Linked DNA regions of Homo sapiens: region 1 is linked to region 2. The links are chromatin loops, found by intact Hi-C in ENCODE. Cell type or tissue: GM12878. All regions are shown on one strand. Each heading gives the region's core, and the rest is flanking DNA. Links, peaks and the distances in the headings are about the cores only. Region 1 overlaps PREX1 (phosphatidylinositol-3,4,5-trisphosphate dependent Rac exchange factor 1). Region 2 overlaps PREX1 (phosphatidylinositol-3,4,5-trisphosphate dependent Rac exchange factor 1).

Evidence for each region. Hi-C counts contacts between places; a loop is a spot of excess contacts. Peaks named below come from ENCODE experiments on the same cell type or tissue, not always from the same donor. Only the 100,000 strongest peaks of a DNase experiment are listed, where the experiment ranks them.
Region 1: it touches region 2 in a loop (3-fold over the local background); 7 of 110 quality-filtered maps call a loop at or near these places.

The regions. Positions count from the first base shown.
Region 1 is chr20:48,712,340-48,721,010 of GRCh38, reverse strand. The region is part of intron 5 of PREX1 (phosphatidylinositol-3,4,5-trisphosphate dependent Rac exchange factor 1); the gene reads left to right. Among named protein-coding and RNA genes, the nearest start is that of PREX1, 110 kb to the left of the region's middle. RefSeq lists enhancers at 1,222-1,491, 1,682-1,861, 3,828-3,887, 4,723-4,932, 8,019-8,068 and 2 more and a silencer at 2,868-2,927. In GM12878, for the core only: no CTCF peak of the experiment used is centred there; DNase peaks (open chromatin) are centred at 1,585, 1,886, 3,510 and 8,340; H3K4me3 peaks cover 958 bases; H3K27ac peaks cover 5,431 bases.
Region 2 is chr20:48,784,056-48,792,726 of GRCh38, reverse strand. The region is part of intron 1 of PREX1 (phosphatidylinositol-3,4,5-trisphosphate dependent Rac exchange factor 1); the gene reads left to right. Among named protein-coding and RNA genes, the nearest start is that of PREX1, 40 kb to the left of the region's middle. RefSeq lists a silencer at 2,430-2,529 and enhancers at 3,409-3,508, 3,609-3,668, 4,249-4,308, 8,633-8,671. In GM12878, for the core only: no CTCF peak of the experiment used is centred there; DNase peaks (open chromatin) are centred at 3,916 and 4,429; H3K4me3 peaks cover 2,777 bases; H3K27ac peaks cover 6,941 bases.

The DNA of each region.
Region 1 (8,671 bases), core at 497-8,496, 72 kb after region 2:
CCTGTCCATTCGGAACAGCTGCTCTAGTGGGGTTGCATCCAGGGAGGTTTTTTGCAGAGTGGCTGCTTGGGGTACAGCCTTGGGTCTGTGCACGGCCGCTGGTGTCTCCTGCACCTCCCATGTCTGTCTGTGGGTGATGCAGCTGTCACCCAAGTGCAGCGCAAGGACCTTGTCATTCGGCTGTTACCTCTGTCTACTTGGCTGGGAGGAAAGTGGCTGATACTGAGGTCCGCGCTCCTGGGATGGACTGAGTGAGGTCCATTGCCAGGGAGGTGTTGACCTCAATTCTCGGTGAAGGGGGACAACTGGGAGTGACGTGTTTCCCGGAGCATGGACGTATACTACTCATAGCTTTCCAGAAGATTTTAGGTGGCACCAGAGCAGACTTTATGTAGGATGGGTGGAGGGGGAAGGGGAGAAGCCAACATTAAAAAACAGTGACTCACACAGTAGAATACTACTCTCTTAGCAAATCCCTTTCCGTCTTCCTAGTGTCCTCTGAGAGACAGCCACGGTTGGTGCTGCAGTGTTTAGGGTTTTTGAAGCCATTCATTCATTCACCACCTATTTATTGAGCAACTGTTATGTGTCAGGCACTGCTTGAGGTGCTAGAGGTACAAAGTGAACAAAACCAGCTTGAACCCCTGTCCCCTTGGAACGGACATTCTTCTTGGGGGAGATGGTGACAAATGAGTAAGAAATGTGTATGCTTGTTTAGATGGAATATTTGGATGCTGTGGAAAAAATAAATATCAGGTTCAGAAGATCAGTAAGGACCAGGAGTCACTCAGGGGGTTGCAGGTTTAGATAATGTGGTCAGGGAAGGCTGGACTGAGAAGGAAACATTTGAGCAAAGACCTGAAAGAGGTGAAGGAGGAAGTCAAGCAGGTACCTTGGGGAAAATTGTTCCAGAGGGAACAGCCAGTGCAAAGGCCCTGGGGCAGGACTGTTGCTGGTGTGTCTGGGGAACAGTGAGGAGGCCAGGGTGACTGGAAAGGAAGAGGATAGGGAGAGAGCGAGGGAGTAAGGTTAGAGAGGTAATGGAGCCAGGTCAGGTATGGCCTTGTGGGCCATCGTGGGGTCTTTATTTTCCATCTTGGTGAGGTGGGAGCCATGGGAAGGTTCTGAGCAGGGAGGAATGGGATCTGCCTTAGTTCTAATGGGGTCCCTCTGGCTGTGTGTGGAGGATGGACCGTGGGGTGGTCAGGATGGAGTCAGGGAGACCAGAAAGTGCTTGGCTTCAGTGGTTCGGGTAGGAGATGTCTTGACCTGGTGGTGGCAGTGGAGGTGGGTGCATTTCATGAGAGTTGCCTTTTCACATCCTTTGCCCATTTTCTATTGGACAATTGTCCTTTTGATTTCCCAGAGTCCTTCTATTATTCTGGATACTTTGGGTTATCTCTTTGGAGTTTTTGTCTGACTGATGTTATGCAGTGAGCTCCTCATCTGCTGGGGATCGGGCATTGTCACCGTCTTGCTGAGAAAGCACAGGAAGTCAGAGATCTCTTCACTGCAGCCCCCTCTACCCTGACCCCATCCTCCCCCAACCACAGTGCCCACCCCTTCATCCTGTCTCTCGGGCCGAGCACCAACACCTCGCCCACAGCTGCCCCAGAGACTCAACCTGTGTCAGCCTGTGCTTAGGCTCTTTCCTGTGTGGTGAGCACTAACCTCGGGACACCCCTTGTTGGGGAGTTGGGGGGGGGGTCCTGCCATCACCTCTTCCTTTCAAAGCCATGCTCAGCTGCCCCATCTTCGAAGGAGCCTTCCTAGATCACCTTTTGTGGGGTCCAACCTGGATTCTACTTTCTCTTGTACTGTGTGTGGTTAAGAGTGAATTCGGAAGTCCAACTCCACTTCTTAGCTGTGTGACCAAGGGCAAGTTGCTGAACCTCTCTTTGTCTCCATTTTCCCATCTGTAAAATGGGCATGGTAGTTACCTCCCAGGCTTGCTGTGAAGATCAGATGAGACAATGCATGAAAAAACTCATGAAAGCATTTTGCATACTACTGAGTAAATGGTCATGCTTGTTAAATGTTGGTGACTCAAATATTGTAATGGTTTTTATGCTTATTAATCCTAGCTCCTGACCTTATTAGCATTGCCTCTTTGAAATCTGACTTAAACTCTGTGTGCCTCAGTTTTCTCCTGTGAAATAGTGCCCTAGTTATTGGTTATTATAAAGATGAAATGAAAAATATCTGTAAAATGCTGAGATGTGCTTAATATTAGTTATTTTTATTGTTTCAACGTCTGTTTTTTCCAATATTAATATAACTACATTAAGTTTCTTTTGACTAGTGTTTTCCTGAAATATCTTATTTCTCCTTTTGTGGTTGACCTATCTGAATCCTTAGACTTTAGGTGCTTTTTTTGTTAACTCCATAGAGTTCAATTTAAAATCTGATCTGATAATATCTTCTAACAGGAGCGTTTCGTCCACTTATATTTATTGTGTTTATTAATATATTTGAACTTGGTTCTGCCGTCCTTCTTTTTGATTTCTGTTTATCCTCTTTTTTTGATGCTTTTGCGTCTTTCCGTGTTTTATTTTGGATTGTTTTAGTTTCTTTGGCTTAGTTGCTCTTTTTCCTTTATTTATTTTATTTTTATTTATTTTTGCTTCCACTAAGTTGAAATTTATAGCTATCATCACCACTACCACCACCATTACCATCACCATCAATCACCACCATCTCTCACCATTTTACCCTTTTCTCTAGAGAAATGCCTGTGCAGAGCCTGGAAGTGGGAGCAAGAGGTGTAGAACTTCACGGTGAGCCGTGCTAGGGCCTCTTTGAAAGGCTGGATATAGAGCTCCTGAATGTCAGAGCCTGGAGGGTCAGTAGAGACCTACCACCCTAGGGTCACAAACACAGATACCTGCAGGGCACGTGCAGGAAACGAGTGAGTAGGGTGGTTGTAACTTAGCGAGTTGGGTGGGAACTGTGGCAGACTAGAGGACACACATCCCTTCTAAGGAACAGCCACTGCTCAGCCCAGCCAACTGTTACTGTAAGGTGGAAACGCAAGTCCAGGGTGGCCAGAGCTTCTGCTTTGCTGACAGAGGCTGGCGATAACATTTAGCTTGGTCTCATCACTACCTTGCATACCCAAGAGGCATAGGCACAGAAAGGGGAGGCAACTTGTCCAAGGTCACACAGCACATCCTCATCAAAGCCAGAACAGGAACTTCCTGATAGGAACCCTCTTCCCACTTTACCCCCCTTTCCTCTCTGAGTAGAAGAAAGGAGTTTTTAAAACCCACGAGCATTATTTCCTTTCTCCTGCTAATTCCTAATTGGTGGGACTACAGTTTTCCTAGACATGCAGCAGAGGCTGAAATTGTTAAAATTGGAAATACATTTGCATGAAGTCTGCATATGATTTGCATGCATGCAGGGTGTTTGTGGGTTTTTTTTTGCAATGCTGGGGAGCTCTTCACTTCTGGGTTCTCTTGGACTTCCAGATGTTTTTCGCTTCTTGTTTTCTTTTCCTTTTTTTTTTTTTTTAAAGTGGTGGTGGGTATCCTTAGCACCTCTTCATTTGCATTCTGCTGTCACCCTAGGTATGGCCGCAGGGGACTTCAGCACTGTGGGTACAGGAGCAAGCCAGGCTTCCTGAGCTTAGATGGCAGAGCCTTGGGCAGGCCTGTGTGACTGGAGGCAAGTCACTGAGTGCAGGATCAGCCCCTTCCTGGAGTTGGCTGAGGTGTCCCCAGAAAGTTGGTGTTGTTCTGCTTGACCCAGACCCTGTTGGTGACACCACCCTCCTGCCTTTTTCTCTTTGTGGAGAGGACAATATGGCTTTCCAACCCCCACCAACCCCAAGTCACAGAGAATGGTGGGTATTATCACATCTTCCAGTGACAATTGCAGCTTTGTTTTCACACTGTGGGTTTATGGGTTCATTTTCTTATGATTTCGCTTGCCAGTGACTGAAAATCTACTTTATTGTTTTTATGACATTGTTAATTAAACTTACTTTTAAAAAAAGAATAGAAAACAGAAAAGACCAAGGGTAGGTCTGACTTCAGGCATAGCTGCATCCAGGGCTCAGGCGATACTATCCTGACTCCGTCTGTCCATGTCCTGCTGTGTTTCCCTCAGTGCCAGCCTTGTGCTCAGGAGGCTGCTTTCTTACAGTGGCGTCGTTGGTCACCAGCAGCCTCAGGCCTGTGTGTGACCAGTGTACCCACCCAGGGAGAGGAGAGCATGCCTTTCCCAGCGTTTGCGTAGGAAGTCCCAGCCTGAGGCCCACCGGCTCAGCATGGGTCCCACACTCTCCCTGTGTGGCTGGGAGGATGGAAGGTCAGGCTTTAGTCACAGATCCACACTGGGAGCTGGCTGGGGTGACCTCTCCTGGACTCCATGGCCCGAGAGAGGAGCAGGTGGAAGCAGTAGACCTCTGCAGCTCATCCTCCTCTCTCCTTACCACCTCCTCTTCCTCTGAGCCCTTTGTTCTTCCCCCAGTCCTCTCCTGGGCCTTGGGATAAGGCTGAGTGAGCTGGGCCTTCGGTGAAGCTGAGTGAGCCAGTAGGAGCTGGCTCTAGCCACGTTTGTTTGTTGCCCTTGGGTTTGAGGCCCTGCGCCTCAGGCTGCCTCTTACGGCCATGCTGGGAGCTGATGACACAGTTTTGGGGACATGAAGGGGCTGCTCAGAGCGGGCACCTTTGGACATCCTTTGAGTAAATGTGATTGCAGGGGCGAGAGGGAGGTGAGGCATCTCGCGGAAGCCCAGGCTTCTCTGCGCCAACATCCTCTCTTCTAGGAAGCCTTCGCTTGGGGCCCCACTCGCGAAACCACACAGGACTCGAGGGGCGGATGCTGGGGAAGGCCATCAGCCTGGCTCCTGGAGGGGCTAATGCTGCTGGTTCACAGGGTAGCCCTGGCACACCCCTCTCTTCCCTGCACTCAGTTTTTCTAAAGGATCCCCAGGACCTGCCCTACTTAGACACTTTGTGTTCTAAGAGTCTGATTTGGAGGTGTTCATTTCCAGCTATTACTATTTCTAGAGGGGCCTGTAGATGTGGTTGGCATCTGCCAAGTCCCACTTTCTGTCTCTGTGGCCTTGGGCAAGAGGGTTTTAACCTCTCTGTGCCTCAGTTTCCTTATATATAGAGTGGGATGATAATAGTACCCACCTCACTGGGATGATTCGAGGATGAAATGACTTAATACACTTAAATTTCGAGCAGTGCTTGGTGCACAGTAAGTACTTAGTAGATGCTAGCTATTAGGACTATTACCACGACTTCTATTTTCACTATTATTCCTACTATGCAGAAATCATAAGAAATAGCCACTATTACCACAGACATAATGACGATGATGATAAATATTGTGTCCTTATTGGGTACCAAGACTTTTACATTCATCACCCCATTGGATCCTTACATTAGCCTTAGGGGGTGAGTCTTAGCCTCCTTCACAGATGCACACACTTGGCTTTAGAGAGGTGAGGCCACTTGTGCAAGGCCCCACAGCTGAGATGTGGTGGAGGCGAAGTAGAGACCATGCCTCCCTTTTCCCAGCACCCATTCTCTTGACCACAGAGCTCTCCAGTTTCATCATCTGATAATGGGTTTGAGCTAGAATAAGGCATTAGTGGGCCTGAATCTATCATTGATACTTCTATTGATGGGGAACTTACTACCTTACAAGGTAGCCCTCTCTCTTGCGAGAAAGCTCCAAGTGGTGTAAGAATGGATTAATTCATTCAAACAGTGGTCTCTTGCACTGGTCCCATTGGACTCCTTGAGGTCTTACAGATTCACCGGGCCTCTTAGTCATGTAGTTCTCCCAAGACGCTTAGCAAGCAAGCAAGCAAGCACCTCTTGGGTTCCTTCCAGAAATACTCTTCTCTGGGCCAAACCCTGGAAGTTCATGTATCTGTTCCACTTTGGATATGGATTCCAGGGTTTTCAGTACCATAGTATGTCTCCTTTGAATGTGACTCTATTCTGATTTATTAGTACAGTCTGTTCAGTTCTGAATTGGGCAGGAGCCTTCTCACCTCCCTCCTTTCGCATGTTAGACCTTTGTTAGTATCGCTCAAGCTCTCGTTGGCTTTGAAGATACCCACATTTTATGCCTGTCTGAGACCAGCTGGGACACCTTCGAGTTTCCATATCTGTGCACTCCCTCTGAGACTGTGAAGCAGTAGGAACTTTTTCAAATAAGAGATGGAAAAACTAGCCCAAGCTGACTTACACAACATATATATGTAAAAAATAAATAGGCTCACATAACTGACAAGCCATGGATAGATGGCTTCAGGTATGGCTGGATCATGGTGTCTCAAGGGAATTGCCCAACTGCTTTCCTAAGCTGCTGCAGCATTTTATATTTTTACCAGCAATGTAGGAGGGCTCTATTTTTTTCATATCTCCACCAACAGTTGTTATTCATGTTTTGGATTATAGCTATTCCAGTAGATGTGAAGTGGTATCTCATTTTGGTTTTGTTTTGCATTTTCCCACATGATGTTGAACATCTTTTCATCTGCTTATTGGACATTTGTGTATCTTCTTTGGAGAAATGTCTGTTCAAGTCCTATGCCTGTTTTTTACTTGTATTATTTATCTTTTTGTTGTTAAGTTGTAAGGGTTCTTTACATATTCTGGGTACAAGTTCCTCATCAGATGTGTAATTGATACTATTTTCCTCATTAGGCAGATTGTCTTTTCCCTTCCTTTTAAATTTTATTTATTTTTTGGCTTTCACGTTGGGGTAGTGTCATTTGAAGCACAGAAGTTTTAAATTGTGGTGAAATTCACGTTATCTATTTTTTTTAAGTTGCTTGTGCATTTGGTCATATCTAAGAGCACTTCGCCTAACTTAAGGTCACAAGGGGTTTACTCCTGTGTTTTCTCTGACAGTTTTATAGTTTTAGTTCTTACATTTAGGTCTGTGATCCATTTTGAGTCCATTTTTGTGTGTGGCATGAGGAAGGGGCCAGCCTCATTTTGTTGCACATGGATATTCAGTTGCATCATTTGTTGAAAAGACAGTTCTTTTGTCCATTTAATTGCCTTGGCATCCTTGTGGAAAATTAACTGACCATAAATGTAAGGATTTATTTCTGGACTCTCAATTTTTTTTGATATGCATTGATTTTTACTTTTGATTTTCTTTTTTTTTTTTTTTTTTTATAGTTCTGGGATACATGTGCAGAATGTGCAGCTTTGTTACATATGTCTACATGTGCCATGGTGGTTTGCTGCACCTATCAACCTATCTCTCTCTCTCTTTTTTTTTTTTAAAAGAGATAATAGAGACAGGTTCGTTCTGTCACTCAGGCTGGAGTGCAGTGGCCCGATTATAACTCACTGTAACCTGGAGCTCCTGGGCCCAAGTGATCCTCCCACCTCAGCCTTCCAAAAGCTGGAACTACAGGTGCACATCACTGTGTCTGGCTAAGTTTTTAAAATTTTTTGGTAAAGATGGTGTCCTTCTGTGTTGCCCAGGCTGGTCTTGAACTGCTGGCCACCGCCTACAATTCTTTTCCATTGATCTCTAGGCCTATCTTTATACAGTACTATGTTGCCTCTTTTTTTATGATGGAGTCTCACTCTGTTGCCCAGGCTGGAGTGCAGGGGCTTAATCTTGGCTCACTGCAACCTCTGCCTCCCGGGTTCAAGCGATTCTCCTGCCTCAGCCTCCCAAGTAGCTGAGATTACAGGTGTGCACCACCATGCCTGGCTAATTTTTATATTTTTAGTAGAGATGGGGTTTTGCCATGTTGGCTAGGCTGGTCTTGAAGTCCTTACCTCAGGTGATCCGCCCGCCTTGGCTTCCCAAAGTGCTGGGATCACAGGCGTGAGCCACCATGCCTGGCTTGTGTTATTTCTTCTTTTTTCTTTTTTTTAAGATGGAGTCTTGCTCTGTCACCCAGGCTGGAGTGCAGTGGCGCAATCTTGGCTCACCGCAACCTTTGGCTCACTGCAACCTCCGCCTCCCAGGTTCAACTGATTCTCCTCCCTCAGCCTCCCAAGTAGCTGGGACTACAGGCACGTGCCGCCACGCCCGGCTAATTTTTGTATTTTTAATAGAGACGGGGTTTCACCATGCTGGCCAGGCTGGTCTCGAACTCCTGACCTCGTGATCTGCCTGCCTGGGCCTCCCAAAGTGTTGAGATTACAGGCGTGAGCCACTGTGGCCGTTACTTCTTGAGATCTTGAGGAGTGTGCCGGGAGAGGAAACAGCAAGTCCAAAGGCCTGGAGGCAGGAATGGGCCCTCATTTTTTGGAGCTCCACAGAGTGGAGCCAACATGCCCCGTGAACCAAGACACCAAAGCTAACACTTCCCCTGCGGTTTTGGTCCAGCTATGGGCCTGGCCAGGTCTTGCTTGGTTTCAATTCCCTACCCCTACCACTGACCTAGAGCAAGAATAGAGATAGAGGCGGACAGATAGAAAAGGGAAGCAGCCTTTTTTTCACTTTTACTAACTACTGGGTGTTGGCAGCCCCACAGGGAACCACTGGAGGAGGGTCACTGAGATTCCAACTTCCAGGGTTTGGGAGGAGCAGATATGGTGGCAGTGCCCATCAGAGGGGTGCCATGGACCCATCAGGTTTTAGCTTCAAGAATAAAAGTGGTGAGAGCTTCCTATTTGTTGGGGGAGGTGGGAAGAGGCCCAGGGCCTCAGGCTGGAGAATCACAGAATAG
Region 2 (8,671 bases), core at 412-8,411:
TGGATATACATTTTGTTTATCCATTCATTAGCTGATGGACATTTGGGTTTTGACAGTTTGGCTACTATGAATAATACTGCTATGCACATGAGTGTACAAGTTTTTGTATGGAGATAGTTTTTATTTCTCTTGGGCTTTTACCTAGGAATGGTCTCATAGGTTTCTTGGGACGATTGAGTGAGTTCATAAAGTACAGCTCTCAGAACAGAGCCTGGGACAGCGCGGGTGCTAGATGTGTGTTAGCTCCTTTTTTTTTGAGATGGAGTTTTGCTCTTGTTGCCCAGGCTGGAGTGCAGTGGCGCGATCTTGGCTCACAGCAACCTCTGCCTTCTGGGTTCAAGTGATTCTCCTGCCTCAGCCTCCTGAGTAGCTAGGATTACAGGCATGAGCCACCATGCCCAGCTAATTTTGTGTTTTTAGTAGAGACCGGGTTTCTCCATGTTGGTCAGGCTGGTCTCGAACTCCTGACCTCAGGTGATCCACCTGGCCTCCCAAAGTGCTGGGATTACAGGCATGAGCCACCACGCCTGGCCTTAGCTCTTATTTTTATAAAACAATGCCTCAAGCCCTGGGCCTTGGATGTTGGGGAGACAGCAGTGCTATTTAACATTTATTGAGTGCTTGCTGGGTGCCAGACACCAGTCCTATGGGGAAGCTGTTTTACAGATGAAGAAACTGAGGCACAGAAGTGAGCCCCCACAGGCAGGCCCCCAACCCCAATCTGTGCCTTCTGGAGCACATGTCCCATGTCAAGCAAGCAGCCACCTCTCAGCCCCAGGCAGCAGTCCCCGTGCGGGAACTCGAGCCCGGTATTGCCAGATCTCTTGACTTCTTAAAGACATTTTCCAATGGCAGGAAATGTGGAGTTTTTGGTATGAAATCACTCGATTTTTAAAAGTTGGCAACTCAATCACATTTTTAACAAACACTTCATGGGCCAAACCAAACATGACTGTGGGCCAAACCTGTGGGTTGCCAGTTTGCATACTCTGCCCCCGGGTTGACTTGTTGCTGGTGGTGAGGACTTTGCTGGACACTGAACTTGATTTCAAACATTTCTGAACCTTGGGCACCCCTCTTTCCTGGGGAGTTCTGGCTCTTGTCCGTTTCAATTGTGTTGAAACCTGACCCATCACTGGGACGGTGGGCTTGTTGAGGACCCCCATGGCAGCTGGTCATCTTGGGATTCCTCCCTGTCACCCCCCAGGGTCATAAAACGAGACTTGCTCATATTGGGTGCTTATTCTGTAGTCCTTGACTTTACCCCTCACCAGCAGGGTGACCTTGGGGCAAATGACTTGACCTCTGTGCCTTGGTTTCCCCAGCTATGAAACGGGTAATAATAACACCTCCTCTGGGTTTGATGCAGCACTTAGGACAGCGTCCAGCACGTGGTAGGAGCTCAGTCATGTCAGCCACCGTTATTATTACACACAAATGCACAGACGTGCAGACACAGCAATGCCAGGCTCTGCCATCTGGCAGCAGCAGCGCGAAGGTAACGATTTATTTCTGTGTGCTTTGTCTGTCTGTGTTTACCGAAGGGAGTGATATTAGTGTGTGTGTGTGTGTGTGTGCATGAATCTGCACAGTTCCAAGTCAGCTAGCTGGGGTGCCGTTTTCTGCATGCATATCTCCTTGCATAAGTACAGTGTATGCATTATTCATGCACATGCGCACACTCTCACCCTCTCACATATTCCTGGGAATAAATATGTGTTGGGGTTCCCGGGTGGTGATAGCAGTCACCTGAGCAGCCAGTAATGTTTCAGTTGACTGGGGAGGGTGGGAGCTGATGGGGACAGGGTGGGTAGAGGTAAGCAGATGTTCTGGAGAATCTGGGTGGCTGCTGCTGGGGATGTTGGGATATGGCAGGGAAAGTGTTGAGTGCACTGAGGGCTGGGCTGTGGGACTTGGGTGCAACCCACAGCTTGTGGCTGTGGCTGTGGGGAAAGGTGCTGGGATTTGACTTTCACTGTCTCGGCATTCAGTGTTGGAGTGGATGGAACAGCCAGGCTTCCTCTAGGGCGTGCCTAACAGGCCCCTGATCCTTTCTCTGCCTCCCTTCACCTTCCCTTTCTTCTCTTCAGCATATTGCAGGCTCTAATTTAGGCAAAAACTCCTCAGAGTCTAAGAAAAGCTGAAGCATGCAGAATGAGCACAACAGAATTTAGCTGTCTCGAGAGGCAGCCTGGACCATTGAATTTATCTTTTTTTTTTCCGCACTCATGTTGAAGACTTTTTTTCCCTGTTAAACTTCTTAAATTACCTTGCAGCCCTCCACCCTCCTTTTTCCTTGGAGCCTGGGGAGAGTGGAGCCTTTTGTTCCTCTGTTTCCTCTCTTCCGTTCCTACTTTCGGGGGAGGCTCGTGGAACTTGAGGTTGCTTCTGAAATAGAGAGGTGGTTAGACTGGGTCAGCCCTAGAATGGATTTGACAACTTACTCATCATATTGTTAGCTGACACTTACCAAGCACTTAGGATGCATCCGGCTGTGTCCTGAGCATTCTGCATTCATTAACTGACTTATTTCTTCTGGCTGCCTTGATGGAAGTGTTCCTATTGTCCCATTTCACAGTCCAGGAGACTGGGGCACAGAGAGGTTTTGTCACATGCCCAGGGTTCCTCAGCGAGGAAAGGCTGAGCCAAGTCATGAACCAGCAGTCTGACTTCAAAGCCCACACTCTTAACTACAGCACTCTACTACTTCTTTGCTAATGGGTTCATTCAGCATATTGGTTGAGCACCTACTACGTGCCAGGCCCATTTTTCTCCTTCTTTCCTCCCCTTCTTCACTTCATTCTTTTTCTCCCTTCTTCTTTCCTCCTTATCCATCACCCATCCATCTCCCCACCCACCCACCTGTCCATCCATCTGTCCATCCATTTGTCATCCGTCCGTCTGTTCATCTGTCCGTCCAGTATTTCCTGCAATATACTCATTTCAGTATCAGTCTTATGATTTGTATAATATTCAAATACCAGTCACAACATTGTCTATATAATATTTTTACTCAATCTGAACCTCCTCCCTTTTTAAAAACTTTATAGTCTCAGCTTAATAATGTTCATGAAATAATGGTTTTGATATGATAGCCATAGTTACTCATATCAACATAAAAATACTCATTTCAAGTGGCTGCGTGGGGGCTGGCTGATAGCCTGGCCCTGCCACAGACAAGCTGTGTGACTCTGGGCAGGTGACTCCGCTCCCTTATCTATAGCACGGGGAGACTAATGATACCCACTGCTAAGGGTGTTGTATTAAATGAGATAACCATATGAACGTGCTTAGAGCAAGCCCACTGGCCCATCCTGAGCTCTCAGCAAGCCCTGACTGTTGATGATGTTGTTATTACCATCATTATTACTCAGAAAACCTCTGTGGTGAGGAGCAGAGTCAGGGCCTGAGGCTCTGCAGGTTGTCCCGTGATGAAGGTGGATGGAGATGTTGAGGAAGCAGATGGTAGATCGCACTGTGAAGTTGGGTGAAGCTGGGAACCTTCCATGACATTGGAGGAACTTGTTCCATTCTGAATTGGTGGTTATTTGGAAGGGGTAGACATGGCCGAACTTTGAAGGTTCTAGCTAAAGTCAGGGTTTTATTTAATCCTTGCATGGTGGGGCTCAATGTGTGAGTGAGTGTCTTAGTCTATCTTCTGTTGCTCATAACAGAATACCTGAAACTGGGTAATTTATAAAGAAAAGAAACTTTCTTCTTACAGTTATGGAAGCTGAGAAGTCCCAGGTGGAGGGGCCACATCTGGTGAGAACGTTCTTGGGGGTTCTAAAGAGACTCGAGGCAGTTTAGGGAATCACGTGGCAGGGGGGCTGAGCACACTAACACGCCAGCTCAGGTTTCTCTTCCTCTTCTTACAAAGCCACCGGTTCCACTCCCATGATACCCCATTCATCCATTAGCCCGTTAATCCGTGAATGCATTAATTCATTCATGAGGGCAGAGCCTCTTATGAGCCAGTCACCTCTTACAGGCCCCACCTCTGAATCTTGCCACAGCGGGTATTTGTTTCCAACACATGAAATGTGGGGGATGCCTTCAAACCATAGCAGTGACTGAAAACCCAAACCAGTCAGACTCATATAAGAGAAGAAGTATAATAGCCCATGAAGCTAGACCTACAGCTTCAGGTAGAGTTTGATCTAGGGGCTCAACGTACAAAGAATTGGCTTCATCCTGTGCTCTGTGTGCCTCAGGTGGGGGATGAGCAACACCTTTCAAGCAGCATCAGGGTACTTTACGGTAAAATGAGGGAATAGAAGCTGGTGGCCAAAGAGCTGAAGCCTGCCATCATCCTCAGGGCCAGAGCTTCTTTGAAAGAGGGGAGCTTCCTGTTTGAGGGTGGTAGGTGGGCATTTGGGTCCAAGCTCTGTGTTCTGCTACTGAGATTTCTGAAGGACATTTGAGGGCTGCTTTCATGACTCATCTTTGAATGAATTCACTCACCCAGGTTACATCATATCTCCAAACATCTGCCTCTATCCTGCAAAAGGCTCGAGGACACTGCCCGCCTGTTCCCTGGGTGGTGGGGCTTTCTTAGCAGCAAAATGTTCCCGGCTTACAGAAAACTTCCCACGGGCCTTTTAAATCCATCAAGTGAATTACAAGTTCAATTTGGGTTTGCACACATTCTCTCATGGTCCCCCGCTCTAGGGCTGGATGTGGCTGATTCCTGGGTGCGTTAATCTCGAAGCCTCCGCCATCTGCAAGTGAAGTTTAGCTCCCACATCGGCAGTTTTCCTGCCTTGCCTTTGCTTGTGTATATGTGACTTCCCTAATTTTGAGGTTTCTTAAAAACAGAGAAGATAAAACAAACCACAGCCATATTTCCCTCCTCCAGCATCTGGTGGCCACTTGTAATTTGTAATGTTGGGGAAAAAAAGTGTTTTGATCATTTTTCAAAATTAGACTTAAAAAATGTATCATTGGGTGTTCCTGTGTTAAAAGTTTGTTTTTTCTTTTCAGAACATTTTGCAACCAGACTTCTTTAGGGGTTTCCTTAGTCCTTCTTCTGTTCTCCAGATCAGCTTATAAAATTCCTTGCAAAAATGTTTTTTTGTTTTGTTTTGTTTTTTGTTTTATGGTTGCTTTTTTTTTTTTTAATGTAAGGGGGAAGACGAGGGTTTTCGTCGTCCTGCTTACATAAATCCATAATGTGGGGAGCAGCAGAGAGAGTAAATGAGCTCGAGAGTGCTCAGGCCTCTGAAACATTCTCTTGTGGACCCCGGCTGGCCGGGGGCTGTTTGCTGCCAGCGGGCATTCGCTGTTCCTTCAAACACTTGTAATGTGTGATGTTTTGGAATCAGCCTTTTTTCTTTCTTTCTTTTTTTTTTTTGTTTGTTTATAAAGGACCTTTATGATGTCTTTGAAAAGAAATCACTAGACAGAGCCAGCTTTTACATGATTATGAGATTTATGTATTCATAAGTGCCGTGTCGTCCTGGGATCGGGGGAAGCAGACACGAGTGTCAGGGTCTGTTTCCAGGGCTAAAAGGAAGAATCCTCCCCAGGCCTCCTCAGGGAGGGCCAGGGTTGAGGGGCGGTGGGCACTGTCGCCCGTCACCATGGTGAGGAAGGAGGGTGTCAGGAATGGCCTTCCAGCCCGCTTCTCGCAGCCTTTGCTGGACGTTTCTAGCCACCAGTGAGGCCCAGAGAATGGGTCCCCAGAGGGTCATCAGCATCTTATGCTCAAGGGGGCTTCTGAGAGGTTCTTGGAGTGTGTTGTGGGGAGGGGGGGCTGGGAGGGTCAGGAGTCGCATCCTTGTGACCTCTTGTCCTTCCCACGCCTCCTCCTCTTTCCCTCCCCTCCACCTCTCCCTTTCCTCTCCTCCCTACCCTCCTCTCTCTTTCTCTTTCTCTCTCTCTTTTTCTTTCTTTCTCTCTCTCTCTTTTTCTTTCCTTCCTTCTCTTTCTTTTCTTTTCTACTCTTCTCTTTTTTTTCTTTTCTTTCTTTCTCTTTTTTTTTTGACAGAGTCTTGCTTTGTGACCCAGGCTGGAGTGCAGTGGCATGATCTTGGCTCACTGCAACCTCTGCCTCCCGGGTTCAAGCGATTTTTCCCACCTCAGCCTCCTGAGTAGCTGGGATTACAGGTGTGCACCACCACACCTAGCTAATTTTTGTATTTTTAGTAGAGATCTGGTTTTGCCATGTTGGCCAGGCTGGTCTCGAACTCCTGACCTCAGGTGATCCACCTGCCTCGGCCTCCCAAAGTGCTGGGATTATAGGCGTGAGCCACCGTGCCCGGCCCCCATCCTCCCTTTTCTACCCTATCCCGTTTCCCCGCCACTTTCTTTCTCTCCTGCTCTCCCTCCTCTCCCTGAGTCTCCTTGTTGGTCATGTCTTGGGCCCAGGTTCTAGGGTCTCTGTAGGATGGGTCCCCAAGGGTAGGTTTGCCTAGCCCTTTAGAAAGTCCAAAACCTACATGCCCTGAAAGGAGGCAAATAGATTTGTTGCTTATTTGTCCTCCAAGGGGGTCCAGCTGCTTACCACCCCCCGCCCCCAGCATGCCACCAGGACCCCTCCCAGGGAGTTTTGTTCAGGCCTAGATTCCAGGTTTGACCTCACCTCCCCGACTCACCCCCTTTCTCTGCCCAGAGCCATCCTGGCCCCTGGCTGCTCCTCAGATGCTCGGGTCCAGCCCAGCCCCATTCTCTTCCTGCTGTGATCCATGAGCCCGCTCAGGCCCCACTGTCTTCATGGACCCTCCTCATGGCCTTTTCTGAACCCCCTGCTGGAAGGCACCGGCCCATCCATCCCGGCTCTTTCTGCCCTGTGGCTTTGCCTGCTGCTGTGTTGTCTGTCTCCCTTTGCTAGAGGTAAGCTCTGTCTTCCTGTGCCCTCCGTCTCCACCGCCTGCCACATGATGGGGGCTCGTCAGTATTTATGGAATGAATTTGGGGACATTGGTGCACTTTTTTTTTCCTGCTGATGCCTTGGATCAAAACCCTCTGAGTGCACAGGCTTACTGAGGGAAAGCAGAGGGGCTGCTGGCACCGGTGGAGGTGGTGACATCTTGAAGGTTGGAGGTAAAAGCCCAAAGAGACTGGCCAGCTGGGACAGGTACTTCTGTAGGGTGAGAGGGGGTGTCCCTGGAGTCCGAACATCAGCGATGAGGCCTGAGCTCAGCCCTGGCTGGCCGCTCTGCTATCTGGTGCCAGGCTCTGTGGATGAGTTTGGGGAACCTTGGGTGGTCACAGTGGCTGGAGCCAAGCCTTGGCACCACCAGGGGGTCCCACCCAAAGCCAGTTTCTTGAGCAGAATGGATGGCAGTGGAGGTACCAGTGGCGCTCAGCATCTTTGCAGCTTCGATGAGTGGGCCCTAAAGGTGTCCTCTGGGCTGGTGTTGGCTGCCACCCATCACAGGTGTGGGAGCGGGGCAGCCACTGCTGGTAAACCTCCTGTGGGCTTGTCAGAGGAGACCCCAGGCAGGAAGTAGGCTGACAGGCAGATCAGCACTTTAAAAAAATATGCTTCATCGAAATAGAAATTATATCTGGCTGGGTGCAGTGGCTCACGCCTGTAATCCCAGCACTTTGGGAGGCTGAGGCAGGCGAATCACCTGAAGTCAGGAGTTCCAGACCAGCCTGGCCAACATGGTGAAACCCCATCTCTACTAAATATACAGAAATTAGGTGGGTGTGGTGGCAGGTGCCTGTAATCCCAGCTACTTGGGAGGCTTAGGTAGGAGAATCGTTTGAACCTGGGAGATGGAGGCTGCAGTGAGCCGAGATCATGCCATTGCACTCCAGCCTGAGTGACAAGAGCGAAACTCGGTCTCAAAAAAAAAAAAGAGAGAAAGAAATAGAAATGATATCTGGAAGAACCTACCCATTTTAAGTATATACTTCAATGAGATTGCACAAGGGAGGGTCTGCTGGCTACACACAGGGAGCTGTGGCTGCTTCTGTCCAGCCAGTGGAGTGGGAAGGAGCTGCTGTGGGCTCAGGTGGGGTCAGGAGGACCCAGGACATTTAATTCCCAAGGTTTCATGCCCAGTCGCCCACTTGCCTTTCTCTTCTGGTGGGCTCCCAGTTCCTGTGGGCAGGTCGGCTTCTTGACCCCCAGAAAAGGGGCTTCTTTAGGGAAGAGGGGGAGGCCTTTCGGTCCAGCAGTGTGCAGATCAGGACGGCCTCACTGTCACAGAATAATTGTTACCAAAATGAGGCCTGCTGCTGAGAACTCATTGAAAATGGGCCCTAACATAGCAATATTGAGAATGTGGGGTGGCGGGGGTAGAGTCTAGATGAGTCCTTCACTTTGAAGAAGAAAACCACAATCCTAAAAATAGGTGGAATTTTATCCCGTCAGTAACTGTATTTAGAATGTAATAACAACATTGCATGAATTCTTAGAATCAACAAGGAGGGAACCAAGTGTTATTTTTTACTGTTGGGGGTATGTGTAATTTTTCTGATAAAATTAAATGATTACACGATGCCACATCATTCATGTAAGGTTTCACTTTATAGCATGATGATAAAGAGTCATTTTGCAAAACCCCTGGAGCCCGTTTTTGGACTTCTTGTGCACTCTCTGATGGTCAGAAAAGTTCCTTTGGAACTTCTTATGTGGTCTTCCTGGGCTTTCTTCACTCTCATTGTGAGCCAGCGACTCCTGGGTCTTTATTTGTTTATAGCTTTGCCTGGCAGCCAG